Linked DNA regions of Homo sapiens: regions 2 and 3 are each linked to region 1. Evidence: chromatin loops called from intact Hi-C (ENCODE). Cell type or tissue: IMR-90. All regions are shown on one strand. Links, peaks and the distances in the headings refer to the core of each region. The heading gives the core; the rest is flanking DNA.

Evidence for each region. Hi-C counts contacts between places; a loop is a spot of excess contacts. Peaks named below come from ENCODE experiments on the same cell type or tissue, not always from the same donor. Only the 100,000 strongest peaks of a DNase experiment are listed, where the experiment ranks them.
Region 2: it touches region 1 in a loop (4-fold over the local background); 4 of 110 quality-filtered maps call a loop at or near these places.
Region 3: a loop joins it to region 1, with 6 times the contacts of the local background. A loop is called at or near these places in 4 of 110 quality-filtered maps.

Annotation. Positions count from the first base shown.
Region 1 is chr10:129,092,587-129,103,121 of GRCh38, reverse strand. No RefSeq gene overlaps it. Among named protein-coding and RNA genes, the nearest start is that of LINC02667, 190 kb to the right of the region's middle. In IMR-90, for the core only: no CTCF peak of the experiment used is centred there; a DNase peak (open chromatin) is centred at 6,511; H3K27ac peaks cover 840 bases.
Region 2 is chr10:129,317,993-129,328,527 of GRCh38, reverse strand. No RefSeq gene overlaps it. Among named protein-coding and RNA genes, the nearest start is that of MGMT, 140 kb to the left of the region's middle. In IMR-90, for the core only: no CTCF peak of the experiment used is centred there; no DNase peak of the experiment used is centred there; H3K4me3 peaks cover 249 bases; H3K27ac peaks cover 1,111 bases.
Region 3 is chr10:129,949,773-129,958,904 of GRCh38, reverse strand. EBF3 (EBF transcription factor 3) reads left to right here. Exons shown (of 17, transcript NM_001375380.1): 6 at 1,579-1,647. Among named protein-coding and RNA genes, the nearest start is that of EBF3, 9.9 kb to the left of the region's middle. RefSeq lists enhancers at 1-667, 8,979-9,132. In IMR-90, for the core only: no CTCF peak of the experiment used is centred there; no DNase peak of the experiment used is centred there; H3K27me3 peaks cover 902 bases.

The DNA.
Region 1 (10,535 bases), core at 5,169-7,668:
ATTAATCATCCCCTATGCTTCTAAGTCCCCACACTCCTGACTCAGGCATTCTGGCCTCTTTGCTGCTCCTTGAACATCCCAGGCAGGCTCGGCCTCAGGACCTTGGCAGTGGCCATGAGCTCTGCTAGAACACACTTCCTGCAGATAATCTCATGGCTCAGCCAACGTGTCTATCAAATCCTTGACCAGAAGTCCCATTCTCATGGTGGCTACCCTGAGGATCTGTTGATGGGCAGCCTGCCCTGACACCCTGAATGCCAATTTGCCTTACTCCATTTCATTTTTCTACATTTTCCCATAGCAGTTACCAGCTACTTCACTATGTGAGGTATGATTTGACATTTCTTGTTAATTTTATGTCTCTCCACGGAAGGAAGCATCTTTGTTTGTTCCCTAATGGACAAGCACCTAGAATCATCATGAAACAGAATGGGAGCTCAATAGATAGTTTCAAAGTGGCAAAAGGGTCACTTTGCTCAAGGACTGCTCTGCCTCATGGTCCTTCCAGCTCATCCCAACTTCTGACAGCAGGCTGGAGGGAGAAGCTTGGGTCAGAGAGGGACAGAGAAATGAACTCCTGGGCAAGGATAAGCCCAATAGCGTGTGGATTCTTGTTTTCCACTGGGGTGATTCCCCTGCGTCTCCAAGCCAGCCTAAGCTCTGGGAGCCATCATCATCATACACACATCTTTCCTATAATTTCCAAAAAGCCTGAAATTAGAATTTGGAGTTTGTATAGCCTTTGGGTCCAATATTTCACCTTTTAAGTACAGGTGAAGAAATGGTACATTCAAGATACTAATCCTGAGGGCCAGAATCTCCCAGCTTTGCAGCAGAATTGAGAATCAAACTCACATCTCTTGATTCTCATTTCACAATGCTAAGCCTCACACCATATTCTTTTTTGTTAGTTTTGGTTTCTTTTTAATCAAAAGCATCTAGAAAATGAAACTTATCCCGAAGTCCACTTGTTTCTTGCAAAAAGTTCAATATGCAAACCCAATGTCTTAATTCAACTGTGAAAGACCAGGCCTAGGCCATCCTTCACTGCACAGAAAGGTAGCATCCTTAACCCGGGAAAATGGCAAAATGCCTTGTGAGTGGTAAATGCTACCTTCCATTGTGGCCAGGCCCAGGTTTTGAGTGGCTGTGGACATCATCCTAACATAGGAGGAGGAAGACGCATGAAACACATTGTGCAATTAGAAGAATCTCCCATGCACAGAACCTCCCACCCTTCCCCACTAGGCACACATGCACGCGGGCAGGCGCACACACACACACACACATGCACACACACTTCTGAAAGGCAGGCTTTGGGCTGAGTGCTTTGGTGCTCTGCTAAAGTGGGTGAGGAGAGGGGTTTCAGCACAAATCCCTCACTGCCTTGGCATTCGGCCAACGGCTGCCACAGACCTGGTTTTCCTTGCGAAGGTTTGAGCTCATTCTGCCTGGGTGACCCTACAATGATCTTAAGGTATCAAAAGCAGGCTGATGTGTATGTCTGAGCAGATAGCTATTTCATTTTGGACCTGGTTTGTAGTTAAATGTTAAAGTGAGGTTCTCATCTGCTCTTTCCCATGTTCTTACAGACAGGAGTGGAATGAGGAAAGGAACAAGTTCAGGAAGTGGGCCCTTTACTGCACAGATCTGGTTCTAGATTCAAGCAGGCCGCAGCTCGCTGGGGGGCCCCATCAAAGAGTTCTCAAGTTCCTCTCTGAACACAGTGTGAACTACCCCAGTGTGCTTACATGGCTCCAATAACCCTCCCTGCCTGACAGGGATAATAGAGCCATTGATTGTCTGATTAGCCACAGAATTTTGTGGGTATTTCTCAGTCTTTCTTTCACTCATTTCGATCACAAATATTAATTGGTCATCTATAAAAATGCCAGCATTGCACGAGGTGATGGGGATTGTCCTGCCTCCCAGGAGATTAGAGGCTACGAGGGGAGACAGCTGTGAACAAACACAAGTGTTTCCCAGAGAGCTGGGGAGGCTCCTGGGTGAGCAGACTTCAGGGGCGGACAGCGTGGGGTGCAGGAGCATTGAATCAAAGAAGAAGAAAGTTACAATATCTCCACGTGGATTCTCTTTGAATTCTTCTGATAATGACAGAGAGAAAGGCTCTCACTTGCCAGTCTCTTTTCCTAATATGAAAATAGGCCTCCCCAGCATCTAGTTCTAATGTTAATAACATTGCTTCATTTCATTTGCAATTACAGTTTTATTTTAAAAAGCAGTTTGGACCCCCGCCCCCATTTTATCATAATGGTACAAATGATTTTTATTTTCAAAATATACTTGATTAAAAAAGAATCATTTTAAAAAATAATAAAATAAAGTGCAGTTGTGCAAAGATGTGGAAAATCCTGGGGAAGGGTGGTGATGTCAGAAGTTTGGAAAACACATCAATGAGTTGAGTCAAGTTTTAGGGTATGATGCACTGGTGGTTAAGGATATCTGTCCAGAGGAGATGCCCTCTGAGAGGGATCTTGCAGGAGAGAGAGTGGCAGGATGAGGGAGCCAGGAGGCAGTTCAGATGGGGGACTGTGCATACCAACACCAGGAGGTAAGAGCTTGCTACCGCAACCAGAAGATTCCAAGCAGCTCGGTGTGACTGAGGCTTGGCGTGAGTGGAGGGAAGTACAGGTGTAGGTGTGTGGGGAACCATGTTTAGGAGCCTGGTCACGGTGTAGGAAATGGAGTTTCTATGGAAGGGGTTTAAGCATTGGGCTATGTGATGACTGGACGTATATTTTAGGAAGGTTTCTCGGGATGCAATGTGGAGGAAGGCTGGGGAGTGCTGCGGTATGCTGGAGGGAGGAATTCTGGTTCAGAGGCTGTTAAGATAGCCCAACTGTATGAGTGTCCTGTGGCTACCATAACAAATGACCACAATGTGGGTGGCTTAAGACACTGGAGATTCGTGCTCTCATAGGTCTGGAGGCCAGAAGTTTGAGAGTGTCAGCAGAATCCTGGTCCTTCCAAGGACTCTAGGGGAAGATCCTTCCCTGCCTCTTCCTGGTGTTCCTTGGCTTGTGGCTGTGTCGCTCCGATCTATGCCTCTGTCGCCATGGCCTTCTCCCTGTGTCTCTGCATCCTCTCCTCTTCTGATAAATACACACAGTACTCATCGGATTTAGGGGTTACTCTAAATCTTGGATGATTGCACCTTGAGATCCTTAATTAATTATGTCTGCAATAATCCTGTTTCCAAATAAGGTGATATTCTGAGCCTCTAGGTAGACATGAATTTGGAGAGGACACTCTTCATTCCACTCTACCCCATGGAGGGTGATGGTAGTCGGGCTTAAGTGATGGCCTGGAATGGTGCGATGTGAAAATCTACAGAGAAGTAGAATCCCAAGAACAAGAAAGCCAGGAGTGAACTCCACGCCTGCCTCTGCCTCACCCTGCCCACTCAGGGCTGGCGACTCCAGCCAGGTTAGCAAAGTGCAGCCCAAAGGCCAAATCCAGCCCACCACCTGCTTTTGTAAATGAAGTTTTTTTTTGGAATAGAGTTACATTTATTTGTTAGATACATTATCTATGGTGGCTTTTGTGCTACAACCACAGAGTTGAGTAGTTGCAGCAGAGACCTGCAAAGCCTGAAATATTTACTGCCCGGCCCTTTACAGAAAAGGTTTGCTGACCCCTGGACTTGAGGAATCCCTGCCTTGAGGCAGCAGGGCTGCTCCCAGGGGAGATGGAAGATGAACCACCCCATGCCCACGAGTTGGCCTCTTCAGACCTGCACCTCTCAGGTAGAGAATCTTAGAAACAGCCAGGGGTATCTCTGTACACTAGCCCTCCTCTGGGCCTAGGGTAGTCAAGTCCCTTCCTCCTGGGCAGCTTGCTCCAGAATTACCCACAAACTGGCCAACAGGAGGGATGACTATGCCATCAACAGAAGATGCCTGCATCCTGCCCTCCATTGCCAGAAGGCAGCTCCTTGAGTGCATCCCTTAATTTCCAGGCCATTAAATCAAAGCCTGTCTATTCGAGTGCAGGTATCACAGAGGAGAGGTGGTTCACTCCAGCCCTTCTTTGCAAATTTCTGCCTCGTAGCCAAAGCTCTCCTGTGGTGAGGCAAACTGTTGTGATACCCATGAGGGACACAGGGCACAGTGCCTGGCGAGGAGCGGGTGCCGGTGAATACACACTGCCAGATCATGGTGACTATGGCCATAACAGCCAGTGCCCTCCTCATGCTAGGGCCCATTCCTGGGGAGGTTGGAACCCAGACTTTCTCCCCAAGTGTCTTTTCACCAAAGGTGACCACTGTCTTCATGCACTCAAAGATTGGCCAAAGCTTTATGCTTTCAGATTTTGACTTGTGGCAAGAACAGTTCTAACATGGCCCCCAAGATTCCCACCTTTGGGCACACATGGCCCGTATGTTCTCCCCTTGAGGGCGGGAGGTCCTGTTCTCCAGGGGAGGGATCACAGGCCATCGATCATATTTGGAGTGGGAAGAAGAGTTAAGTTGTGGCACATGAAGAGTTGGAAGTGCCTTTGGGACACTGGGGTGAAGACGGCAAGTGCTGAGTCCACCACGCTGACTGCAGTGATTGCTGCAGAGGCAGCCACCCTCCCTGATGCCTATAGGCCTGGACTTAACCATTCTGATCCTCTGCTTCCCCTGCCTGTGTTGGGCTAACTCAAAGGAAGCATCTAGAAGCTGCCTGGCACTTGCTCAGTGCTGGAGCATGGTAGCTGTTGTGAGATGCCCGTCTGGACCGCAAGAGAGAGTTTCAGGCCAAAACTTCGATTTGTGAGTTATCAGCAAAAACAGTAAGTGAAGTCTTTGGGACAAATAGGGTCATGGGGGTGAAAGTGTCCTCATTCTTAGAATTCCTTCCTCACATGTCTCAGTAATGCTGAAAAAATCAAAACGTTGTTTGCTTTACAGTCCGAAGTATAAAAATTAAATGCGATCATTTCTGTCTTGTTGGTCCTTCTCCCAGGATTTTAAATCTGGACTTGCTTCAGATTTCTACACTCATTGAGGAGCATCACAGGCAGCACTTGGGCTTTGAGTTTATGTACTACTATTCCCCAGCTTCTGTTCTTTGCATCCTGACTCAGAAGCCTCAGAGAAGCCCATTGGGGTTTTTGTGGTGTTCCTGGGCCACTTCCAGTGGGGGAGTTAAGGGTGCCTCTCACAATCCAGCTGCACCTCACCGGGGAAGGCCAGGGTGAAAAGAGCTGTGTCCACAAGCTACAAAAAAGCCTTAATAGTTGCAGTAGGAATAAAATGCCATCTTTGAGTCTGATGTATATGCGTGTGGGCACACACTTGCAATACATATACACATATACATACGTGCACATGCACATACAATACACATACATACATATGTATACATGCATTCATGTGCCCACGTAATTTCCCTGACATAGTAGCTGTCTCTGCATATCAGCTCTCCTATTTTGAAATTCTCATTGGTCATAACTCAGCCATCTCCAGTATTCTGCAGGGCATCTGCCAGGCACCCAGTTGCATGCCCGCAATAAGCCACAGCCAGGGAATGTGCCCCTTTGTCCAAACTGCTTTAGACTCAAAACCTGGAGAGGGTGATAATTTGGGATTCACAAAGTTTTGAGATCCGTGTTGGGTGTGGGCTAACAAGCTGCACTAACTCCTAGGTGTGCAAAGAGGGTTTTCTTCTATTATAAGCAAATGCAAAATATCTCAGCTAAAGTAAAATCCTAGTGGGTGTCAACATTTGCTACAGCAGTATGGCTAGGTATGAAATGTATAGAGAAATGGACAAAAATGGCACAGGCATAGTCGGAGTGCATTCTCGCCAATCAAGAGATACACCCAAATGTGTTGAACCAGAGTCAACATTACCCAGCATTTGAATCAGTGAAAATCCCAATAATGACAATAGCAGTCCCGTATTTGTCAAGCTTTTAGGCGCCCAGCACTTTATACATGCATTAGCTCAATTCACATCTCCTGGTGCATTTTTTGCTTGGGTACATGGTACTGTCTGGACTTCAGAAAATTGAAAGAAAACCTTTGCAAATTAAAGCAACAAAAGAATTTTCACCATATAAGATAAATTACTGGAATCAAAAGTCCCTGCAACGTCACCAGGATTATTCAGACACATTTAAACTCACAGCAAACAGGGTATTCATCCTCATATGTTTACTGTGATGATACACTGTGGAAAACTGGTGGCCCTTAGACTTTCTTATTTGATTAATACCTCAGCGTTTTTTCTGCCAGATCCTGCTCTCTTCGCACATTGCCCGTGTCTATAAGAAAACACTGTCTGGTTTGGGACAGAGTCCAACTGTCTGCAGGCACAAAGAGGACCTGATACGACCCCTTCCTCCAGAAGAGGGTTTCCCAAGCCCCTGCACATTCTCTGTGTTAATCTAGGCTATTTCGAAACCTGGGGTTGTCATTGACACTTTTGGCATGGACTTTCCTTGTGAATCAGAAATGAAATATGCTGTTTTCCTGCCATATAACAAGAGCCTGCACTCCTTGCGTAAGAATGCAAAAAGCCATTTTAAAACGTGTGTGAATAGAGTTCTAAGTGCGGTGGGCTGAACTGGTAAAAAATAATATTCAGCTCAGCACTTTGGCAGAGATGACAATTATGAGGCAGACTCATTTGTTTACCTTCCCAGCTAGAGAAGACACGTGGAGGCAGCAGCCAAGAGGAGGGTCTAAGTTGGGAATAGGGAACAGGGCTTGGCTCTGGTTCTATTGATTTTGGCAAAACTTCCACATGAAAAATTATGCCTCAGATAAAAATAAATTATAATCTACAAGTATTTGAATGAGAAGGGTTCCCTGTGAAAACTTCATAAATGAATGCTAATTCAGTTACCCATTTGTAGCCATGAAACATAAGCAGTCACGTTATTCTGAGGAGCTTGTTTTGGAAAAGATTGTACAACCCATGAAGCAATTCTTCACGAAGTGCATAAAAATGTCAGCTTATGTATAATTTATACGGCTGATGTTAGTTATGGTCTGTTTAATAGTATTTAATGCTGTCATATGACATCATTCTTTCATTTACCAATTGGAAAAAAAAATAAAAAGACCAATCAAAAACATTTTATAGAGTAAGAAATATGCTTATTGAATTTGATTAAAATTGTAGGAGGTGATAAACAGATTCACTGGGGGAGGTATCTTTAAAAGATTTTTAAAAAGAGTTATGGCGGTGGAGCATGTACAGTCTTTACTCTATGGTTATTTTAATCATAATTTACTTACTGCGTGTGTGTTATCTAACGTCCTGCTAATGTGCCTTAAGCAATTCATTTTGCCGACAGCACAGTAAATTGCTATATAGCCTTGGCCCTTTATTAGTAGCGATGATTAAATCCAGTTTTAGTTGTACTTACTACATTTTCTCCACTGCCTACCGGGCATCCCTGTAGCGGGGAGAGGAGTTGCTGCCTCCATCCTGAATCTCTCCATCCTTTAACCAAAAATTCATTCTGCATATTTTCAGCAAGCTATACTTCACCTCTGTTTACACTAACTCTATTTTCCTACCACGTAGGATATTTTTGGTGCTGTGTGAGAAAGTAGGACAAAATATTTGAAAATGTTGTATTAAATAAAATATAGCCCTTGCTTTTTCTCTATGCAGTAGAAGCACTGGATAAAAGAAAACCTACCCTTTCTGCTGTGGTGTGTGTGTGTGTGTGTGTGTGTGTTTGTGTGTGTTTGTGCGCACGTGCCTGAATCCTAGAAGAAACCAAGCATTGACTTCATATATTATGGGACCAAAGCATTTGCCTATGTTAACTCTGTGGGTGAATTCTTATAAGTACCTGTATTATTTTAGCCCAGGAAGCAAGCCGGAGTGCATTTGTGTGAAATGGATTATAGAAGATGAAGTTACAAACTCCTATACGTCATGAACACTGGCCCACAGTTTTGAGTTTTACTGGTGGGGGTGGGTATAACACAGATTTAGTTTCCAGGCCCTCACTAAACCTGTGCAATGTGTCTAAGACCCTCATTCTACTTGCAAGTGGATTTCCTTGCCTCCACATTTGGGTTTGATCCAGGGTTCTGTACTTAATCTGCGGAAGACATTTGGCAAGTTTGACCTGGAGTCACAGAATGAGTCCTATTGAAAGCTGGCCACTCAGACCCAAATCCAATCCTGATGCTTCCTGGAAGAGGCTGAGTCTCTGCATCTGGTGAGACAGACTTCTGGGAAACTGGAGGGTTCACTTTCTCACCCCAAATCTCAACATCAGGTAAATTGGCTTGCATTGTAGCTGCCTGCGAGGCCCTAAGGAAATATCTCCCATGCAGTGGTCCTGGAGGTCACCCTTGGCTGACAGGCATCTCAGGGTTTTATGAATTGGCTGACAGGCAACTCAGGGTTTTATGAATTGGCTGACAGACATCTCAGGGTTTTTATGAAGACTTTTCCAATATCTTTCCTGGTCCAGTGGTAGTGCTATCTTTTGCACTAGGAAGAGAGAAGGAGACATATCCAAGTCATTTTCCTCCTGTCCTAAGAGGCACCCAGGTCTCATTTCTAATGGTGGTACCATGTTCCATGGCGGGGAGATGGTGCTGGCAAGCTCTCAATCACTCCTATCACTCTGCCATGCTGGCTGCCTTTGCAAAGCGTCCTGGACCAGGGTGACTTCTACTGCCTTGGCTTGTCTATGTCCATCCTAGGCAAAGCTGGGGAATGTGCCCTCTCAGTCTTATCAGCTGCTAGAAGCGCTTCCCAGTTCACCTTTGTCCACTTCGCTCTCTCTCTGTCTGTCTCTCATCTTTTTCCTTCATCCGGTCTAGGCACTTGGCACCTGCCAATGAAGGGCTTCCCAGTTCCTGGGGAAAGTTCCCTCTGCCCTATTTCTCACCATGACTACTCTCGGCTTCTCCCTCCCTCCCTTTTTCTCTGATCCAGATGTTCCAGTACTGAATGTCATTCCTTTTGGGTCCTGCTGAGTGCAAATTTGGAAATGTGGGCTAATGGGGGATCCTGAGTTAATGGGCCTCCCCTCCCATGCAATGCTTCTCAGAGCTTTTCAGACGTGCGACTTAGCCTAAAGGAGGAAACTGAAAGGTGGGAATTTCTTTCTCAGTGTCAGGCCTTGAGTGAGGGAGAGATTTTGACAAGAGGACTTTCAGTTCTTTTGAACTCATATTGTAGATACGACCACCCACGTCTGCGCCAGGGAAGGGGAGGGGACACACGGAGCCCGTCCACAGCCTCCGACACCTCCCTCTTCTTCTTTTACTTCTCTAGCTCTGGGGACACCGCACAGGGCCCAAGCCCAGCACACCTGTGTGTTCAGGGTGTGAAGTTAGTTAGGACAGGCTCTGGATGAGTCTTCAGCAGCATCTGAGCTGTGTTTGAGCCCTACTCCTCAGTCCACCTAGCTTTTTGATCTTGGGGAAGGTGCCTCATGTTCACTTGCCTAAACAGCAGTGGTGGCGATGTCAGCTTCCCAGGGAGCTGTGGAGGTGAAACTGAGGAAGGCAGCTCAAGCACATTCCCAACTATTGACTGATACATACGTATGATTTACATAGCCTGATTCACTGGGGAGGTCAGGTAGACCTTGTATGTATATGATATACATAGCCTGATTCACTGGGGAGGTTGGGAAGGTAGAAAATCCAGAAGGAGCCTCAGAAACAACCCTCACTATGGTGCAAAACATCATGTGGTGTGAGTATGCTGTATTTTGTAGCTGACCATAGAACATGGAAGGGATTAAGAGAAAAGCCAGTGCCAGGCAAGATGTCAGATGGGAAGATACTGAGTCCGTCTAGCTCTGGGAGTTGCAGATGAGTAGGGAATCTGTCTTTGAGTCTCCAACTCTTTGGCTTTCAGGCCTCTGTGCTGTTGCATTTCTTTTTTTTTGTGAGACGGAGTCTCGCTCTCACCCTGTCACCAGGCTGGAGTGCAGTGGCGCGATCTCAGCTCACTGCAACCTCTGACTCCCTGGTTCAAGTGATTCTCCTGTCTCAGCCTCCCAAGTAGCTGGAATTACAGGCATGCGCCACCAGGCCCAGCTAATTCTTGTATTTTTAGTAGAGATGGGGTTTCACCACATTGGCCAGGATGGTCTCTATCTCTTGACCTCGTGATCTGCCCGCCTCAGCCTCCCAAAGTTCTAGGATTACAGGCGTGAGCCACTGCGCCCGGCCTGTGCTGTTGCTTTTAAAATGCCAAGATACAGCCTCTCCAGGGACGATTGAAACCTCAAGAGACAATTTAATTCTTTTGGGTAAATTACTGAGAGAATTACCAAATCCATCTGATAATTTTGGAGAGTGCCTTGAAAAGATCCACCCCAGATGGTAGCACTGAGTGGGTCTGGAAGCCATGGCCCTCCCTGGGGCCACCTTGCATTGTCTCCATAATTAAAGCACTCACCCACACTTCCAATTGAGGTAAACCAAAATTGCATGGAAAACCCAGAATGAAACTTTGCTTCTTTGTCATTTTCATATCTCTTCGTTCTGAAGATCAAAGCCGCTGTCCTTTGGAGTGATTACTTGACTAATTGCA
Region 2 (10,535 bases), core at 4,483-6,982, 230 kb before region 1:
AACTCAGCTGTGCATTTCTTTGCCTGTAATCCACACTCTGCTCTATCTGCTTCACACTGTCCATTGGAAATGTGTCCATGTCAGCCAGCAGAGAATCTAGGTGGCCCCACAGGCAGCTCTATTAGCACCTGGAATTGCCCTGTTCACCGCAAAGCCTAGCTCTCAATCCAATCCATGTGCATCTCTGTACAGGTGACAGGCATCTCCCCCATTCAAGAGACTCTCTTCCTCACTTGCTACTTGTTACCCGTTACTGCTCCTGTGGCTTTCTTCCCTACCTCACTTTGTCTGGGCCTCCCTTCTGTCACACATGGCTGTGTGCTTCAGGGAAGTCAGGCTACATCTTCTGCCCTAAGTCTAGGTCAGGACTGGTCTAAGTCAGTGCTTCTCATACTACCTGGACCATCAACCAGATACAAGAAATTCATCTTACGTTGCAGCTCAGTGCACACATAAGTAGGTGGACATGTGTATATTCATATTTATATTTACATCTGGACTCAAATTTCACTTGCGAAATGGGAGTTGGGACCTACTCCATGGATGTCATGGATTTCAGTCGGCAGGGCCTGTCTAAGCTAGGGATGGTTTTAGGCAAGGGCACGTCATACGATTCTGGCCATAAGAAGCTGAGTGGCTCCTTGAGGGGTCTGAATTGTTAGCAGACTCAAGGGAGGCACCTGTGCGTTTTGGGCTGGGTGTCCTGCTGGCTGCATGGGATAACCGAGATGGGCTGCAAAGGCGCGGATCTGTGGATAGCAGATGACACCTTGGATCTTTGGTTATGTTGCTGAACTAGCCAGTATGCTGCCAAGCTATTTCAGGAAGTCTTGTTGTGAGATAAATTTCACTGTTGTTTAAGCCAGTTCGATTGGAGTTTTCTGTTACTTGCAGTCAAAAGCTTCTTAATATATTTCAGTGTCTAGGAATCACATCACCTGAGCTGGGGTTTGTGGTACCTGATGTTAACAGACTAGGGTCATATCCCAATTAAAAGAAGATGAACTTAGAACCCTTTTTGTCATGTTAAGTCAACTGAACATTTGTGGCTTTAGTGGCCCATGGGACTGGTTTGGGGACCTGATTCAGCATAAACTGAAATTTGTGATTTGACCTCTGTGGTTTTGGCTACTTGTAGGTAACCTAGAAGGCTCATGGCATATAGTCATTTGTAATTTGCTGAGCCACATATTTAGATTTTGTATGCCATAAAATGGATTCTGTATGCTGTGAATACTGAATCGATGAGCCCAGATAACACCCAGCAGGTTTATGATGTGGCTGTGTGGGTCTCCTCTTCTCTTCATAGACAAGAGGAGACAAGAAAATGGCTCAAACTCATTTTCTCATGATGAAGTATTCGCTACCCCTCCCTTCCACCTTACACACACCACAAGCTATTTGTTAATGCTGGAAATAAAGAGAAAGTAAAGTAAATGGTGATTCATATCTGGGAAATTGAACTCTGGAGAAAGAGGAGAACAAAATACTGGGTTGTGGCCCCTACCCAGTACCAGAATGGGTCCCCTGGAAAATCAATGCGGTCATGAGAAGAAGTGACCTATGAAACTGTGGGTGTGAATGCTTCATCCAGGGCAGAAATTACTTGCTGATGAGGGCTAAGCATCAGTGGAAGTTTGGAGAGCATTCTACAATTGTGTGTAGACTGCCAGTAAGCTTGTTGGACATGATATAATGATATACCTCAGTGTCCCTGGATGGGAGTTTGTGAGGGTCTCGGGACATGCTCCCATGAATGTGAAGAGTCTTCTGAATCCACAGTGAGTGAATGCTCTGTAAGCCAGAGGATGGCAAAAGGCTCTGCTTTATAGGAGCTGGAAGTTGCTAATTGTTAGGCAATTGTGGTAATCCTTTTAGTTTAGGCAGTCTTGCAGGATGTGCATTCACAGAGACTTGCGCTGGTCTCCTGCAACTCACCTTTGCTCGAGTACAGTGTTTGGGGTCTGTCAGTTTCCATGGAATTAATGAATTAAGCAACAACGTATTGGGTTGGTTCTGAAGAGTCACCGGAATCAGAGACAGAAGGGGAAACAGTGAATTCCTCTGGTGATGATCAGGTAGAAAGAAACGGAGGATGTGGACCCAGTACTTCAGCCAGGGCCCTGATCAGTTGTCTGATCCATGCCCTCGATCCATGGCATCACTCATCTCAATGGTCTAGCTTAATTCACAGTCAGAGCTGGAGCCAGGGGCTGAGCATTGCTTATCACCACAGTCTCCACTGTGGGCTCAGGCAATGGTTAGAGCTAAGTCCACCTCCCTGTGGAAGGAAAGGGCTCCATCTGGGAAAGTCACTGTGGGGGTGACACACCTGTTCGTGAGCTTACCTTTGTTTCAGGTGGGGACATTCATGTATCCATTTCAGGGATGTGACAGGAAAAGCATAGAGGGGGCAGCTAGAGAGAGAGTACCATGGACAGGGGCAACATTGCTGGGCACAGTGGCTCACACTTGTATTCCCAGCACTTTGGGAGGCTGAGGCAAGAGGATCACTTGAGCCTAGGAGTTCGAGATCAGCCTGTCTCCACAAAAAAACAAAAAATAAAAAATTAGCTGGGTGTGGTGGCTTGTGCCTGTAGTCCCAGCCACTTGGGAGGCTGAGGCAGGAGGATCACTTGAGCCCAGGAGTTCAAGGCTGCAGTGAGCTATGTTCTGCCCAAGGCACTCCAGCCTGGGTGACAGAGTAAGACGCTGTCTCTTAAAACAGACAAACAAACAAAAAAAGAGAACATGGAAGATTCCAGAGAAGAATTTATAGTGAGGCTTCAGGACCATGCTGCAGAGTGGTGAGTTGGGTTGAAAGTTGCTGCTCTGTGGTCTGCCAGAGACCAGAGATGTGGTTTTTAAAACAAGTTTTTAATGCTTTAAAACTTGTGGTGACTTCAATTTCAGATCCAGAATTTATCGTTTGTTTATTAACAGATGTATGTAATAATTTGGTGCTGTCTTCAAGTTAATTAAAGTCAATTAGAAATTGGTTATTTGCTTTTGAATAGAAAAATTAGCAGTTGCTGTTGGTAAAGGTGAAGCTATTCCTTCAAGAGTCAAATCAGCTCTCCAAAGCACAGATATCCCACTACCCTTAAAGTATCATGAGAAATTTTGTTTCTTGTGTGGCCCAAGCACCAAGACTGTATGGCCATAATGTGTTTTTTATACTTTTTTGTGTCTTCCACCCCAAGGCACTAACTTGTGGGAAGTGGTCACCTGCAGGAGTCTGTTTCATTAAAGTCCAGACACCAACAATATGAGGTTTCTTGAACATTTTTTTCCTCTGATGTCTGTGTTTTGAAACTCCTGTGAAAAGCCAGGGTACCTCTGTGAGGTGTCACTTGCACTGTAAAATCATTTGCTCTGGGGAATCTTATTTCATTTATTCTTCCTTCAAAACAGAATCGTCAGAATCCAGAACAGAAAACAGTGGAACATAAAGTGTTTTGCAAGTACTTCGGCCAAAACTTAGAAATGTGCATTAAAAAATAAATAAAAAGCATGAAGGAGTGGTATTTTTGAAGTTTAAATTATCTTCGCACACCGTTTGAACCTGTTGTCCTTTCAGCCTTAAAGGAAGTGATTCCCGCCAAGCGGCCATCTCTCCAGGACTAAATTGTGAGCCTCTTTCGGACAGGAGAGACTTAGGGAATTTTTTTTGGACATTCACATGGATTCTAGAATATTCCAAAGGGTTGGTTCTTAGTTATATATTACTTAAGGATGTTAACTTGATATTTGTAATACAAGCTCCTGGTCATTTTGTGGTGGTGACAGGGCTCATTGAAATCCAGATGTCTTGGGTTCTAGAGGTCATACCCTGAGTTCCACCCTCCTCTCAGTTCTTAGCCCTCCAAAGAGACATTGTCATTAGCAACTTGAGTTTATTGCAGAAGACAGCAACTTAACAGGATGAAACTTTAAAAATTAAAACTGGCAAAACAATTGTTATTGACTGAAATGGAAAGTGAGTTGTAATTTGGAACTAAATTATTTATAAACAACGGCTGGTGTTGTATTGGAACTACGTAGATGGTAAAAATCTGCTTCTAAAACATCTTGCTAAGCGTGAAGGTTTTCAGCATCATTTGAAAATGCTCCAAGGAGGTCTTGTGATGGATACAAAGGCTTGCACACAGTCGCCAGATAGCTGATGTGCAAAATAGGAGGAGATGAAGTCTGAGGGGCAGAAGCCGGTGACGGTGATTCAGAAGAAATCTAAACTGTATGAGCATAACCTTTTATATAGAGATTCTAATTCTTCATTCAAAATTTAGGCAGGCGGCGGGCAAAATGTAATCACTTTTTAGCATGACTGTACTGTATAAGCATATTAGAAAAGCTCTGTGATGGTAATCGCGTAGTGAACTTGAAACCACCCCTAATTAAACTGCCTGCATCCCCCAGCATTTTTCTGTAATGATGTCAAACCATGTAGCAATTAGTTGCACCTCTATGAATGTAAACACTGTTTGTAAATCATATAAACTTAACCTGGTTTGCTTATTGAAAATCTCCTAAAAAGGAATTAATTAGCTTTGTATGTTTTGGAATCACAATTTATGGGATCATTTTGGAATCTCTCACTGAAGTCAAATTAATTTTTTTTTCCCTGAGATTCATACAAATGGAATCTCTCTTGCAGGGGACTGCAAGGAAAGACCGAGCAGAATTTACTTCATCTTCATTTTATTTCTGCAACGACCGCTGAAGTGTGGAATTCAGGACAGGGTTTTACTGAGTTAACCAAGTTTTATGATATTTTTCTCAAGAGAAAGGTATATATCATCTGAAGGTTGCATCTTTCCTGTGTTTTTCACTTTCTCCAGGCAGCGTGGAGTGTTTCAAGCTCATTTGAATGTGAAGTTTGGGCACCGAAGCAATCTTTATGTAACCTGGTGTCATCTTGGAAGACACCAGCCCCAGACTGCGTGGCAACAGCCCGGGAGCAATTGCCGATTAGGAGAGAAGTGGCCAATTCCAAACAAAGACATTGAACAAACAAAACAGACACCCAAGTGTTTTAACTCAGCGATCTTTCCTCTGCCGACAGGAAGCACAAAAGAAAAGGAAGCCAAGTGTAAAATGTGGCATGGCTTTGTTGCAATTGTCTTGCTGAAACCTTGGATCCTAGAGGTGGATGGTTTACCTGAGCCATCAGCTACACAGCACATTTATGGTTATTGTATTTTACAGGTTGATAGATTTTTATATTCTGTCCAAGTCAGGATCTTACACCACCTGGTTTATTATTTAGTAATTTACAGTGCAGTCAGGCATGTTTGGCTTAATGTAGGATAATCTTATAAATCTATTGTTCCTCCAGTTGCTAGGGTTGGTGTGCCATGAACTACAGGGCTGGATGCGTACATACATTTCAGCTCTGCTTTTTTCTTTGATAGGGAAGCAGGCAATAGATAACACAGTGACAGTAGCATCCCAGGGGACAGCAGAATGTGAAAGCAACACCACGTCAGGTTAGTAGGTCATTATTGTATGAGCCGTGAACCATTAATGGACTACTACGCCCAGCTCAATCTGTGTCAGATTATGGCTCTTGGCAGGAGAATTGTTATCTAATAGCTAACTTTGCTTCCTCACTATCGTCTTATTAGTTCCTCTGATAAAAATGTGCACAGGTATATATTAATAGGGGGCCTCATTGGGAAAAGGCAAGATCTTAGCTATTTCCCCCCAGATCTGGAGACAATGCCTCTATGCTGATTGTGCACGGGTGGTTCTTTCAGGGAATGGCATTCTTTCGCAGGTATTTTCGGAGGTCTTCTAAAACATGCAGCCAAATACATGGTGTTAGTTGTTGCAAAAGACTCCCCTATTAATATGTTTTGTTGATGTGAACTGAAGAATTAGTGGGAGTGAAAAGAGAGGGGAGGGGAGGGTTTGTCTTCTCTGCCTCCACTGTAACTCTTCAAACGAGAACACGGATGTACGTTCACAGTCCGGGGAAGAAAAGCCCGCCATACCTGAAATGATACCTAAACAACAAGGTTCACGTGGCTTTATATGATTTCTATTATGCTTAAAGTAGGCAAGACAAGCATATTGCTGATGTGTGGCTTCAGACAAAAGCATGCGATTTTAGGAAGAATGTAAGGAATTGCAGGGTTTTTTGAGTTAAAATAGTAAGAAGTTCATTGTGCATGTTTTGGGGCCTGTGGCAGAATATTTCTGCCACCTTTTCAAGACATAAAGGTCACCGTGCAGTGTGTGTCTTTCTTTCTAAGCCCCTCATCCCCTTTGCTGCCACAAGCATCCCCAAACAGACTCACCGAAATGAAGAATTCCAAGATATTTCCAGGAAGGATGAACATGCGGATGAGTTTGGACTGCGATTATGGCCCCCAATCTCTGTGCTTGATTATGCAAATCACTTTTGGAAATTTTCTCTGATGTCAAGAATGTGAAAGGATATTTTTAGCAAATACTGGAGAAATTTTTTTCCATATAGGTGGAAAGTGGATCAGTAGAGCTGACAGTCCAAAGAGGGAGACAAGAAGGAGGCCGGGAATGCAGCCTTGGTGTGGATACAGACCCCGTCTAGACGCTGCAATTGCTCCTAAGGCCACGGCTGGAGTGTGCCGAGGAAGAGAAACCCAGGCCGTCACATCTGGCTTGTCACCAAGTTGTCACTTCCAGCGGCACAGGCAGGAGAGGCTGCTGAAGGAGGCCACGACGTTAGCCTGCTGAGAATCCGGAGGGCAGTGAACATGCCTGCAAGGCCTGGTAAAATGGGCTTTTGGTGATACTATTTGATAAAATGTCCTTGTTTGATAAAGCACCTATATAATGAAGTTAAGTACCGAATTAATACCCAAATCCATCCTAATCCAAATCCAATTACTCATTCCTGCGTGCATGTGTGCATGTATGTGTATGCGTATTTCCATATAGAGGATTATGTTATCATCACCCCATCCCAATACACACAGACAATGGCCAGGACAGCCTGATCCATGTGAGCAGTGAGTGTGGGCTCTTTGCTCTTCTAATGATCTATGACCTGACCCCAAGGTCCCCTCATGTACACTCCCTTCTGACTCAGCCGTGGATCTGAGTTTAATAAAATGTACCACATAGTGTGTTACTAAAGTATTAAGTGTAACTTTTATCCTGGACATCTTTTTCCCCCTTGTCTTTATTTTGGTACTACCCAAGCAAAAGCCTATAGATAAAATGCCTGAAATACTTTTCGGTAATGATACATTCCTTATTTGCCTTCTTAGATAGAACCAATCAAGTAATTATGGTTTATTATAAGAGATCAATATATATTCTAAATATTTCATTAAAAACATGATGATTGTGTGAGAAGGCATGTTATCACTTTATAACTGCCATCTCTTTGGCAGCTTTCACCCATCTAATTATTGTATAAAGGGAATTTTTGGAGTAAAATGTTGATTTTAGGAAAGAAGGCTAATACAGATTGGGGTATTTTAAGCATAAATAAATTCTGACAGGCAATAAGACAGAACCATTACCCATTCAAGGAAATGGCTCAAATGTAAAAACTGACAGTGCCAAGTGTTGACAAAGACATGGAGCAACTAGAGTGCTTACATATGGCTGGCGGAAGTGGCAAATGGCTCAGCCATATTGAAAAGTGGCTTGGGAATGTCTTATCAAGTTAAATACAGAGCCCAGTAATCCTATTCTTACATATTTAACAAAGAAAATGAAAACATAGGTTCATACAAATGCCTGGTACACAGATGTTCAGAGCATCATTATTTCTAGTAGTCCCCAAATCTCACTAAAACAAAAACCAAAACTAAAAACCAACAAAACTGAAAGCAACTGGATATCCATCAAGAGGTGAGTGGATAAACAAATTCCTCCTACATCCAGGCCAGGAATGCTGTTCAGCAGTCAAAAGAAGGAAATCCTGATGCAGGCAGTAATGTGGATGGCTCGCCACACCTTATGGGGAGTGACAGGGGCCAGACCCATAGGAAAGAGCACATGTTGCATAATCACTTATATGAGCTCATTGACATGAAATTCTAGGAAAGAAAATTGTCAGAAAACAGATAAGTGGCTGCCAGGAATGGGGATGGGGGAAGGTGTGACTGCAAAAAGACATTAGAGAACTTTTGGGGCTGCTGGAGATGTAGAGGTAGTTACAGGACTGCATAAAATTGTCAAAAGTCATCCAACTAAACAATTAGAGTGGGCAGATTTTATTATACATAAATCGTATTTCCATAAAGCTGGCAAAAAGTGATAAGACCAAATATTTAAAATCAAATTCCTCCTTTTTAAAGTATGACCTGAAAGCCAGAAACCATCCTGGGAAAGACTGATGTGGTGTCTGAACATATCCATGGCACCAAGACAAAGTGAGAAAACAAAGGAATGGCTGGAGGAGGTATTTTAAAACTGTGACTCATTAATTGTCTTCATGTTTAAAGTATTCCTACAAAAAAGTGAAATCAGTAGAAAATGAGCAACTAGGCTATCCACCTAGTGGAAAAAACATTTGATGAAAAAGTAACAATAATGGTAGCTAGCATCTGTTGAGCACCTACTATCTTTCTGACAGTATTCAAAGTGCTTTATATTTTTAATTGTGGTAAAACTGGCATACAATAATTGAACATATTCCAAGTGTAAAATCTGATAAGTTTTGACAAGCATATGCCTGTGAATTCATCACCACAGTCAAGATAGCAAATCCTCATGCCACTATGCGATTCTTTCCTCCTCCATTTCCCTAGGTGCCACCAGCCCCAGGCAGCCACTGATCTGATTTTTGTAACTACATATCTATTTACATCTGCTAGAATTTTACATAAGTGGAATAATACAGTACGTATTTTTTTGCTTAGTGTCTTTTACACAGCATAATTATTTTGAATTTCATTCATGTTGCATGTGTATCAGTAGTTCATTCCTTTTCTTTTAAAAAATAATTTATTCTTTTTTATTGCTCAGTAGTAATCCATTGGATGCCTCAATTTGTTTACCCATTCACCTGCATATGGAAACGGGTGGTTTCAAGATTTTGTGTATTAATAATGAAACTGACTTAATAGTCCCATAGACTGCTTTTTAAAATAAACATAGAAATGGACCCCTCTTGTCTTAAAGCTTGAAACTTATGTTTGTTTTATTTGAGTTCCTTCCTCAGGAAAGGACCCTGAGACCTCTCAAAAAAGTGTCAAGGAACTGAAACTCACCAGATCTTCACATCAGATGCTGGACCCCACATTCATGGTGATTGCTCCCTTGCCCCTCCCTAGTTTCTGTGTTCCTACACATTGTTTCATTTCTTCCCTGCTATATAAACCCTGAGTTTTAGCTGGTCAGGGAGATGGATTTGAGACTGAGCTCTCATCTCCTTGGCTGCAGCACTTGATTAAAGCCTTCTTCCCTGGCAATACTTATTGTCTCAGTGATTGGCTTTCTGTGCTGAGAGCAGCAGGGCCTAGACCAAACCCCTGGTGTTTCAGTAATAATAATAAAGTGCTGTGAACATTTGCATACAAGTTTTATATGGACACATGCTTTCTTTGGGTAAATATTTAGGAGTAGAATGGCTAGGTCATGTGGTAGGCGTGTGTTTAATTTTTTAAAGAAACTGCCAAGCTGTTTTCCAATGTGCTTGTGACATTTTATATTCCCACCAGCAGTGTGCTATAATTCTAATTCCTTCAGAATCTAGCCTTGATGTGGTTAGTCTTTTTAATTTCAAACATTGTAATATGCATGTAGTAGTAAGTTAGTGTGGTTTTAATTTGTATTTCTGTAGGCGGATCATCTTTTCATGTGCTTATTCTTCAAAAGTATATCTTTGATTAAGTATCTCTTCAAATTTTGGGATAGTTTTAACACTTGGGTTGCTTCCTTGTTATTGAATTTTGAGTTTCCATATATGTTCTGAAAATATCTGGATAAAACTTCTTATCAGCTATATGCCTTGCAAATAATTTCCTTCAAGTCTATGGCTTGTCTTTTCATTCACTTAACATTGTCTTTAGCAGCAAAAATGTTTTTAATTTTTATCAAGTCTATCTCATGAGTTTCTTTTTATGGATCATACTTTTTGTATAGTATCTAGGAAATCTCTTCATGTCTCTAGGTCACAAATATTCTTGACGCTTTCTTCTAGGAGTTTTATTGTTTTAGTTTCCATACTTTTTAGGTCTTTTCTCCATTTATTTATTTATTTATTTTTGAGACAGAGTCTGGCTCTGTCACCCAGGCTGGAGTGCAGTGGTGCGATCTCGGCTCACTGCAAGCTCTGCCTCCCAGGTTCACGCCATTCTCCTTCCTCAGCTTCCCAAGTAGCTGGGACTACAGGTGCCCACCACCACGCCCAGCTAATTTTTTGTATTTTTAGTAGAGATGGGGTTTCACCGTGTTAGCCAGGATGCCTTTCTCCATTTCAAGTTAAGTTTATATATGGTGTAAGATTGGAAGTGGGGTTTCTTTGAGTGTGTGTGTGGCAGTGCACAGAGAGGGGGTACAGATGTCCCTCTTTCACTGAATTGCTTTTGTGC
Region 3 (9,132 bases), core at 1-2,500, 860 kb before region 1:
GCGGGCTGCCTCGGCGCCAGCTGCGTCTACAAAGGACGCCGCGTCCAGGCGCCGCCACCCCGCCCAGCTCCGGGAAGGGCATCGATTGAAATGTAATCGGCCCGAGGCCGCGCGCCGGGCCGCGGAGGAGCCCGCGCTCCTTCCCCCCAGCGCTGACGATCAACGCGACCCGCTGCTCAGCAGAGCGGATTAATATGTGGGCCGTGTCGTTGCAGTGTAGTCAAAAATGAAAACAGGTCTGGGTGATGCATCCGTCCGCGGTGCCGGAGGAGTCAGGGATCACTCGGAATCATTTTACTACTTCCTTCTCAGGCGCTCGCATCCTGAGATATACAATTGTCTGTTATTGATAAAAAGGAAACTCTTTTGTACTTACTATAGCGCGCGTGTATGTGAGAATTGGATTGTGATTCTGTCAGTTAACCTCTTCCCTAGAGCAGCGATGCAGCGTTCGTGTCGTTGTTAGATAGCGTGCCCGTTACTTGAGATCTCTGTCAGAAGAGCAATTTCCCACCTGTTTTTTCTAACTACCACAAGAGTTTCACCCCTACATGGCAAATAAAAATGCATCATTGACTTTGTATGTGTGGCATGTGAAATATAGTTGCAAGGAATAGCAAGGAAAGCGTTGCAGGCTTCCAGGCTACAGTAGCAGGCCGCATACTCTGAGGGGCATACTCCGCCTGGCTATGATGCCGGTTGCCTAAATGCCATTTCTGAGCAGACATATTGTTACAGCACTAATATACAAAAGCTGACTTTTTCTCATATCAGGTAATAAATATAAATTACAACCAATAAAGTGGAATTTCTTTATTATCCACTTCTGCATGTACTGCAATTAACATAGAAAGCGCACAGATGTGATTTAAGCTCTAAGTGGAAGACTGTAGACTTTCTTTAATCACTTTAGCTGTCAGCTTTAAAAGGCTTTATATACTTTGCCTACCATATGGTGTTAATTTAGCTAATTTAGACATGTAACCATTATACAAGTATGCTTTTTTAAAATGCAAGAAGCATAACATTTTTGTTTCATTTCTGCTTTAATTAAAGTTTCAATAACAGAGTTAAGGTAGGCTTAAAGAAGGAACAATAGAAGTTTGTGATAGATGGATGCATGCTTTTGTGGTTATAATTAATAAATGCCCCAAAGAAATATTGGTTGAAGGTGGCATCTTGCATCTTTTCCAGAAATAACAGCTTGACAATTAGAGGTAAACAAAAGCCGAAGCTGTGAAAAGTTATTCCCAAGCCTCCTGCCTTCCCTTCTCCTCAGTTCATTGCAAAGACAAACACCGACAACATGTTTTCCATATTTTAGCATCACAATCTATATAGTACTCTGGTTACCCTCCTGGTATTAACAGATAGGTTCAACTTTGCTCCTTCCGGTAGAAAGTTACATCGTAAGTTTAGCCGCAGAACACGTGAACTCACTGGGTTTAAATTCTCCAAACTGCCTTGGTAGTTGACTCCTACCGCTTCATTGTCAGACGTCAGAAAAAAAAAAAAATACAAGTCGGGCATAAAAGGGGGAAATGCATATTAAAACCACTGTTTACAATTGCTCCACAGCCGGTGCTGTGACAAGAAAAGTTGTGGCAATAGAAACGAAACGCCCTCAGACCCTGTAATCATTGACAGGTAAGGATGACTTCTTTATTTTTCAAAACAAAACCGCAGCAGCAACAAAACGTTTTGCCTTGCTTGGTTTCCAGTTGCTCCATATTTTTGAGGCTGGTGTCGAGCCCATCTTGTGCATTGCACCATTTGTTGTCCGCGTGTGTTATCATGCACAGGTGGGTTGACTTGGAAACCTGGTGGCTCGCTCTGTGGGGATTCAGTAATTGCTTGTGAGTTGTCAAGGGAAGCAGTTTCATCTGCCACTGCTCTCGCTGTGAGGAGCACTTTATGCCTAGAGAGTTTCTGGCTTTAAACCTAGAGATGTGTCATAAAATGCTTTTTGCTAATTTGTTAACAAGTATTTCATTTTTACATTATTTTTATCTCTGATGATAGTTGAAGTTGAGACTTGGGTGATGTTACTGTTGTAATTGTTGCCCAGCGTTAGAATGAATTTAATCTGCTCTCAATTAGTTGCAAAATGTGTCCTAATTTTTTTCCAATTGTAGCTGTCGTTTTATGTCAAGTAGCAAATATGTAACTAACAAACCAAACTTGTTATAATTGAAACTAATTACACATGCTGGTTACATGTTCCAACATTAATTTTCATAACTCGATTAGCTGTATGCATTCTTTACATTTGCTGCTCTTCATCTTGCTGTTTCTCATATTCCTTGGGCAATGCTGCATCCTTTTAAGATACCAATCAGTAGCCCTAATGGTGCTAATGTGCATTTGGCATAGCTTTAGTTGAAGCAACAAAAACACCACCACCCTCCTCGCCCAGCCCTCTCCCAACTCGCTGGGTTTCGGTGCCGTGCAGGAGAGGAGGATTTCTTTCTTTCCAACAATGGGTAGCAGCAAAAGGCCCAGCGTGTGATTGACTGCAGATTTTGAAATTGGTACCCAAATTGAATAAATGTTAGACGTGTACATATGACACCAGTTTTGCGAAGCAGAGGTTTAGACGGTTTTGAAGAGGGGTTGAATTTCCGCAGCTTTCATTACAAAGTTATCTTTTGATCATGAACTTTGCTGTCCAGTGTCTGAAAAATTAAACCCGGAAAACTCCATGAGTTAAGCCTAAAGAAATATGCGCCACCAGTGGAGAGCAATGCTAATGTTTAACTAGCTGGAATAGCTGTTTGCTTAGTGGAGAATGTTCGGTATCTGACAGAAGGGACAGCTCTCTTATTAGTAATCAAATAGGGTTGACCAGTTGTGGCTGTCACTCAGGCAATTGAGAACAAGTTCAACACTTTATAGAACTCGAACTATGAAAATCAATATAATTATATCTGTCTTTAGTGTTGTGGCCATGGAAATCATATAGCCTTAGATTATTGTCTTGTAACTGAATTTATTTTATTTTCTTGATTGGCTAGAAGTGTTTGAACTATTGGAGTCTTGTCTAAGTTGCTTGAAAAGGCAGTGCATGTTGGCTTTAAATGAAGGATTGCGAAAGTGTTTCATCTTTTGTGTGATACTTTAAATTTTAAAAGAGGACTTGTTTATAAAGTGTGAGACTTCTAGCATGCCACAATGATGAAGTAGCCATGTTGATTTGGCTCACATTTTGGATGCTGTGTTTTCCCTTCAAAATCACTTTGGATTTGTGCAACATTCAATCCTTTATTGACTATTGATGCTGAATAACTTTTAATACTCAGTGTTCATCATATGGTGGGAAATATTTTCCCCAGATATGCAGAAATATATTCCTTAATTCTCGTCTGAATGTTGTCTTATATTTGGTTAATTAAAATATGTGCTAAGATTACTCATATTTTTATAACCTAAGAGAAGTGTGTGATTATTTGATATTCTAGAAGCATGAGAGGAGGGGAAAAACGTAAAAACATTTGGTTAATGGGTTTACCATGTTTATTTGAATAAGGAGGATTGAAGCTCCATTTACGCCTGGCATAAATGCTTTGGAGGTCTTAATTATTGATGAAAAATCTGCTCTGCTCCTAAATTCAAAGATATGACAATTTTATAGAAATTTTAATCACCGTCTATTTTAGGGATTTTAAGGTGAGGGTAGTTTTATGAAATGACAAATACAATGTACATTTTTAGCATTCTTAAGAAAGCTGTCACTTAGAATGGCAAAGTACTATTAGCATTGTGTTGTCTGTTGTAAATCCCTGTGAAATGATTGCAGTATTGGCACTGTCTCCAGCTTACGGCATATTTCTACGTGAAAAAAATGAAGAATTTAGTGTTCACTAGGGCAAGTTAGATTAATCAGAGAAAGAGGAATACCTATAGGAGGGCAATCTCTTTAGACTGACACCGTCTTTTGCAACTGAGATGCGTTTCAGTTTCATAATGATAATCATTTCTGTGGGGTGTATGTTGCCTCTGAAAATTAGTTGCTTATGTTGAGTTTCTAGCCTGTCTTTTCTCTTGAGTATTGCAGAATAAAATGTCCCACCAGACTGGGGAGTCAGTTTCCAGGTCCCCATCAGCAGTGTCTCATTTGGTTAGTTGGCTTAAAAAAGAATTATATACAACGTGCTTTGCCGGCTCCTTGTGGCCTTTGGATACATTTAGCAGGTTCTGACCAGATAAGGCATATTTGTCCTGAGGATATAAACCAATAATTCCAACCTGAATTGAGATCAATGGGCCCACATTTGTTCCAACCCACACCGAGCCTCTCCCGGCACGTTGAGACTGCCTTTCTGTGTTATGAGAACAGAGAAGTAAGCTCCTCGCTCTGGCAGGGTAATCACATTCTATAGACTCTGATGCCTTAAATCAATTAATTACACAATTTAGTTCAGTTATCTTTCAGAAGCATTAAATACTTATGAATGGCATGAAGACCCTTCAGAGAAAAAAAAAGGGGGGGGGGAAGTGAGGCTGTTTCCCATTACAAAACCATTTCATGCACTGCAAAGGTTTCACTTATGTTAACTGTTTTCTTTCTCATAAAACATTGCTAGAGGAACAAGTTTTTAATAGCACCATGGTTATAACTATATGCAGTATATTTAAAATAATATAACAACTTACGGAGCAAAGAAGAAACATAACATTGTAAAGTAAAAAGCATGGTCAATAAAGAGATACTACAGGAAAAAAGTATCTATGGTAGATTGTGTGACCTGCAGAGAACCAAATGCAAGTAAAGGAAGAGTGCACACACACAAACACACATGTACACCTTCTGTACATACACACACAAATGATTTTTAATGGTATTGCTGAAAAGGATGGGAGTATCATTTTCCTCGTGGAATAATGTTTTCTGGGAAAACACAAAAGCAGATGGTCTTCATTAGGAACACCCATTGTCCACATATCCCAACTATGAACAGATAAATCTCTCCTGTTTCACCCGTGCATTCCAAGGGCTGCAAATGATTCCAGGATGTCGGTGTAGCTGCTAAGCCAACACCACACTCTGGCTCCCATCACTTGCTCGTGCCATCCCGGTCTGTTTCCCAAGGAGCTCTGGAAATGCCCAGGAAGGTGTATACTCCTTTTCTCCCCCTCCTTGCTTGGGCTGGGTGGATGGAAGGTGCAAGGTCCAACTGTTGCAAAGTGGGGAGGCCAACTGTAGGGGTGGTGGGAGCAGGGGCTGTGGCTGCCCAGGCAGGCCGGGCACACGCAGGGGCTCCATGCAGCGCTGGGAGCGGGCTCGGCGGGGCGGTTCCAGATGGCACCGTCTCCGGCGTCCCACTCGCTGGCATCTCTGCGGCAGGCGGTGCCCCCTCCCCAATCAATCTGGCATTAGTCTATAGAGTTGGGAGACTTATCATTCCAAGTCTGTCCTACTTTCCTGTCTGGAAGCCAGACATCTGTTTATCCCATTTTCTTTCATACAGAGTTTGGAATTGCTTTAGTTTTGGTGGGGGTTGAAGAGGGGGGAGGATGAAGTTTTGTCATATTTAACAGCTGTTATAAAATTTCAATCCTGTGGGCTCTGAAAATACTTTTCAGCTGACCTCAGATTTTTATGCGTAATTGACGTTGTGTCATAGGGAAATATTATTTGCTTAACCTTCCATTGTCTGTGATTTCACATTGTCTTTAGTCAGATGACCTGACTACCCCCATTTCAGCTCTGCGCCCCCCCTACCCTGCACAGCCATACTTTGATTCATATGTGCGTTTTAAGTTTACACCTTTAAAGTGACTGTGGAACGGTAGCCCAACGATTGGAGATTTTTTTTTCTGTCTTTCTTCTTTCTTTTCTTTCTTTCTTCTTCTTCTTCTTTTTTTTTTTTTTTAGTCAACAGTGTTTCCTTTCACTTCCTGTCACAAAGGTCAAAGAGAGCCGACCTTTGCTGGCAGTCCTGCTCACTGAATTATTCATGGGATTGACTTTTTGTCAGCACACACAGTTGTGCTCTGGGACATTTTATTCATTTACCTCATTTAAAGCGCCTTTCTGCACCTGTTCAAGTATTAATATCGTGTAATTTGGGCCTAATGCCGATTTTGCTGAACACTCATTATATTTTTTATTAGCTATATTTCCAAACGATTATGTATGATTATTACCAAGCCTTACAAACAGCACCGGGTTATTCCCTAGCCCTTTACATCTTCTTGTCAGGTTGTTTTCAGAAGCGGGGAGGATAAACATTTGACCAGTCCCAATGTTTTTATTCCTACTCCATCTCCAAGCAGAGAACTTAAAGCTTCCTCCCTCATGGCTTTGCACGAGCGTGATTAAATCCAACTCTGCTGAAGCTGTACAAATGCCAGCATTTATAAGGTCAACGCTTTTGTTAAAAATGCTATGTAAATGAGGATCTGCAAAAAGGGACATTAAATAAAATTAAATTCATTGTCTTCTTTAATGTCATTTACATTTTGGCTAAGCCCCGGCCTGTCAAGGAGGATTTTAAAAATAATATTAATTACACATCATTTAGGGATCCAAGGTTTTCTATTCAGTAGCATTTGGATAACCTGCAAAACGGAGACTGTTTATTAACTTCTTAAATGACAACTTGTCATTTCATCTGCATAATGCAATGAAAACAGTATAGTTTGGTGTTAATTTTTCCTTCTCAGTTTTCTTAAAGATGTGAATATAATTATCATTGGATAGGCCTTGGGGTCCTGGAGATCCTCTCTTGGCGGAGGCTGTGCATTGGAGATGCTCTTTGGTTCAGGGTCTGTTTTAATACATTGGGCCTTCAGTGAAGGGAAAGTATTGGCTAGAAATTTGGCAATATTAAAACACCTTTTGGATGAATGGATGTGGCTACAAAGAATCTGATTCTGGCTGGCACCGGCCCCATTTGGCTTCGCCGGGCTCAGGTGTGAATGGCTGTTTTATTCCCTGGCAGCGCCAGTAGGGAGAGGCAAAAAGTTCACTGCATTCATTCATCCTTTCAATTTTTCCCCCTAAACTTCTGAAAATAAACAGAAAAGGAAGAGCTGCATTATGGAGGCACAATGGCATGCTTTCATTTAAAGAGGGAGGCGCCAGGAACAGTGCCCACTTTGTAGGTTTGCCCTGCCCATAAGCTTGAGATGCGGGTGTGCACCACGCCGGCTGCACGGTTAGCCTCCGCTGTGTGTCACAGCTTGCGTGGTCGCCTGCCGCGGTGGGTCAGGGCCACCACCAGGCCCAGGCCTGCATCTCTGGCCTAGGCCTAGGAGGCCTGCGAGATTTATGGCTGCCTGAGCTGGGTAAAGACTCCACCGCCAGGCCAGTCAAGGGCTGGGTTTGAAAACAAGCTACACACCCACAATGACTTCCGCATCACTCTCCACCAACTCGGATTCCCGTCTGCCTGTGCAAGGGTGAAAACCTCGTGGTGTTGCCTTCCCCAGGCCCTGCAGCAGCATGCAGCCGGGTATGAACGTGCAGGGGTGGAGGCAAGGGCTGGAAGCAGGGCTGTCAGAAGCTATACTCTGGGAGGCATGTTGACGGAAAGCATCCTGCACCGCTGCGGCAGCCTTATCAGGTGAGGAGCGAAGATATTGCAGTGCCTGTAATTGTGTTAGGATGGCATGGGTGAATTGGATTACTTTATGGAAAGCCGTCCAAACTCGAGGTTCTGTTACGCATGCTTACAGGAAGCAAATAATTACTCTGTGCACCAGAAGATAATTGGGGCTGGCCAGAGGCCTTCTCGTGATGCCGAAGAAAGCAGGAGAAGCTGGCCTCGTCAAAGCCTTTAGGAGACAGACCAGGAGGACGGTGATCTTTGCTAGGCATAGGTGGCTCACTGTGATGCTGTAATTGTTGGTTACTTTTTAAAGATGGTGAATAATTTATCAGAATTCAAACAGTGGCAAAGGGAGACACGTTGAAGAAGATAAAAATTCCAAGCTCTAATGATGGAAATTGTCATTGCAGACAGGAAGTGATTGACAAGTGGGGGTACAGGAAGTGAAAACTCAAGGAGCTTAACCTGCAGTTGGCAAAGCTTCTGCAGCCTACACTTGGAGAAAATGAAAACCATTCCCTCCGTCAGCTTGCCAGAACACAAGCTCCTCTTGTTTGTTTATCTTAATAGCAAATCTCCCAAAAATGTTTGTGGTCCAAACTCTATATAATGAGACATTATGCTGGCATTATTCATGCTTTAATAAAAATATGGCTATCATTTAGAAAAATTAGTGCAGTAATTTCATGGGTTAAGGGGTTTTTTTTTGTTGTTGTTCTTGTTGAATTTTATAAGCTTCTTAGACTTTGGGGTAACCAGCGTTCATTAAATTGTAGAAGCTTGAGAAAACTGTTTTCAAAACGATGTTTTCAGAAAAAGGTCAGACATATCTGTCAAAAGAGTAAATGCTATAAATTTGCCAACAATTCGATAGAGAGCACTGCAGGGAGGGGTATAGGGAAACTCTTATTTTAGTTGTTTTTGAATCACTCATTTCCCCTTCCCCTTAAAAACAACACAAATGAAAACGATCCCTCTCCAATTCCTTCGCTGGAAGTTGCTCAGCTAGAAAATACTCAAAATTCATGCAGGGCTGTGGTGCCCGAGTGGATGGGGCGCATCCTCTGCAAACGGTGGTGGGGGCAGCAGCCGCGCCTTCCCAGTAATTCACTAGGAAATGAGTTTAACATGTGCGGAAAGGAAGGGGCTCGCGGTTGTGTTGTTGTAGGACATGGAGCCCAGGCCCCGCGAACGGAAGGAGTCGGCTCCAGCGTGTCTCTGCTGGAAGACGGAGCTGCCTGCACATCTGGAGAGGAGGCCGTGCATTTGCCCAGACAGGCAGCTCCAGCCGCCGCCCCTGCCTCCGCCCCCCTCCCCTCCCTCCTCCCTCCTCCCTCCTCCCTCCACCCTCCACCCTCCTGCCTATATTTTCCTCTGTCCCTCTCAGCAGAAAGCAGTTGGGGGCAGGGTGCCATGTTAAAGCACAGAAGGAGACAAAACTTTGGCAGTGTTTAAGGCCCTAAAAGCATTTGCCCTTGTGATGATGAATTTACAAAGGGAGAAAGACCAACCCTGACCATTGAGGCCTGCCAGCTGAGTCCAGGTTTCCACAATGGTTTGGTAAGGAACTGCACCCCCT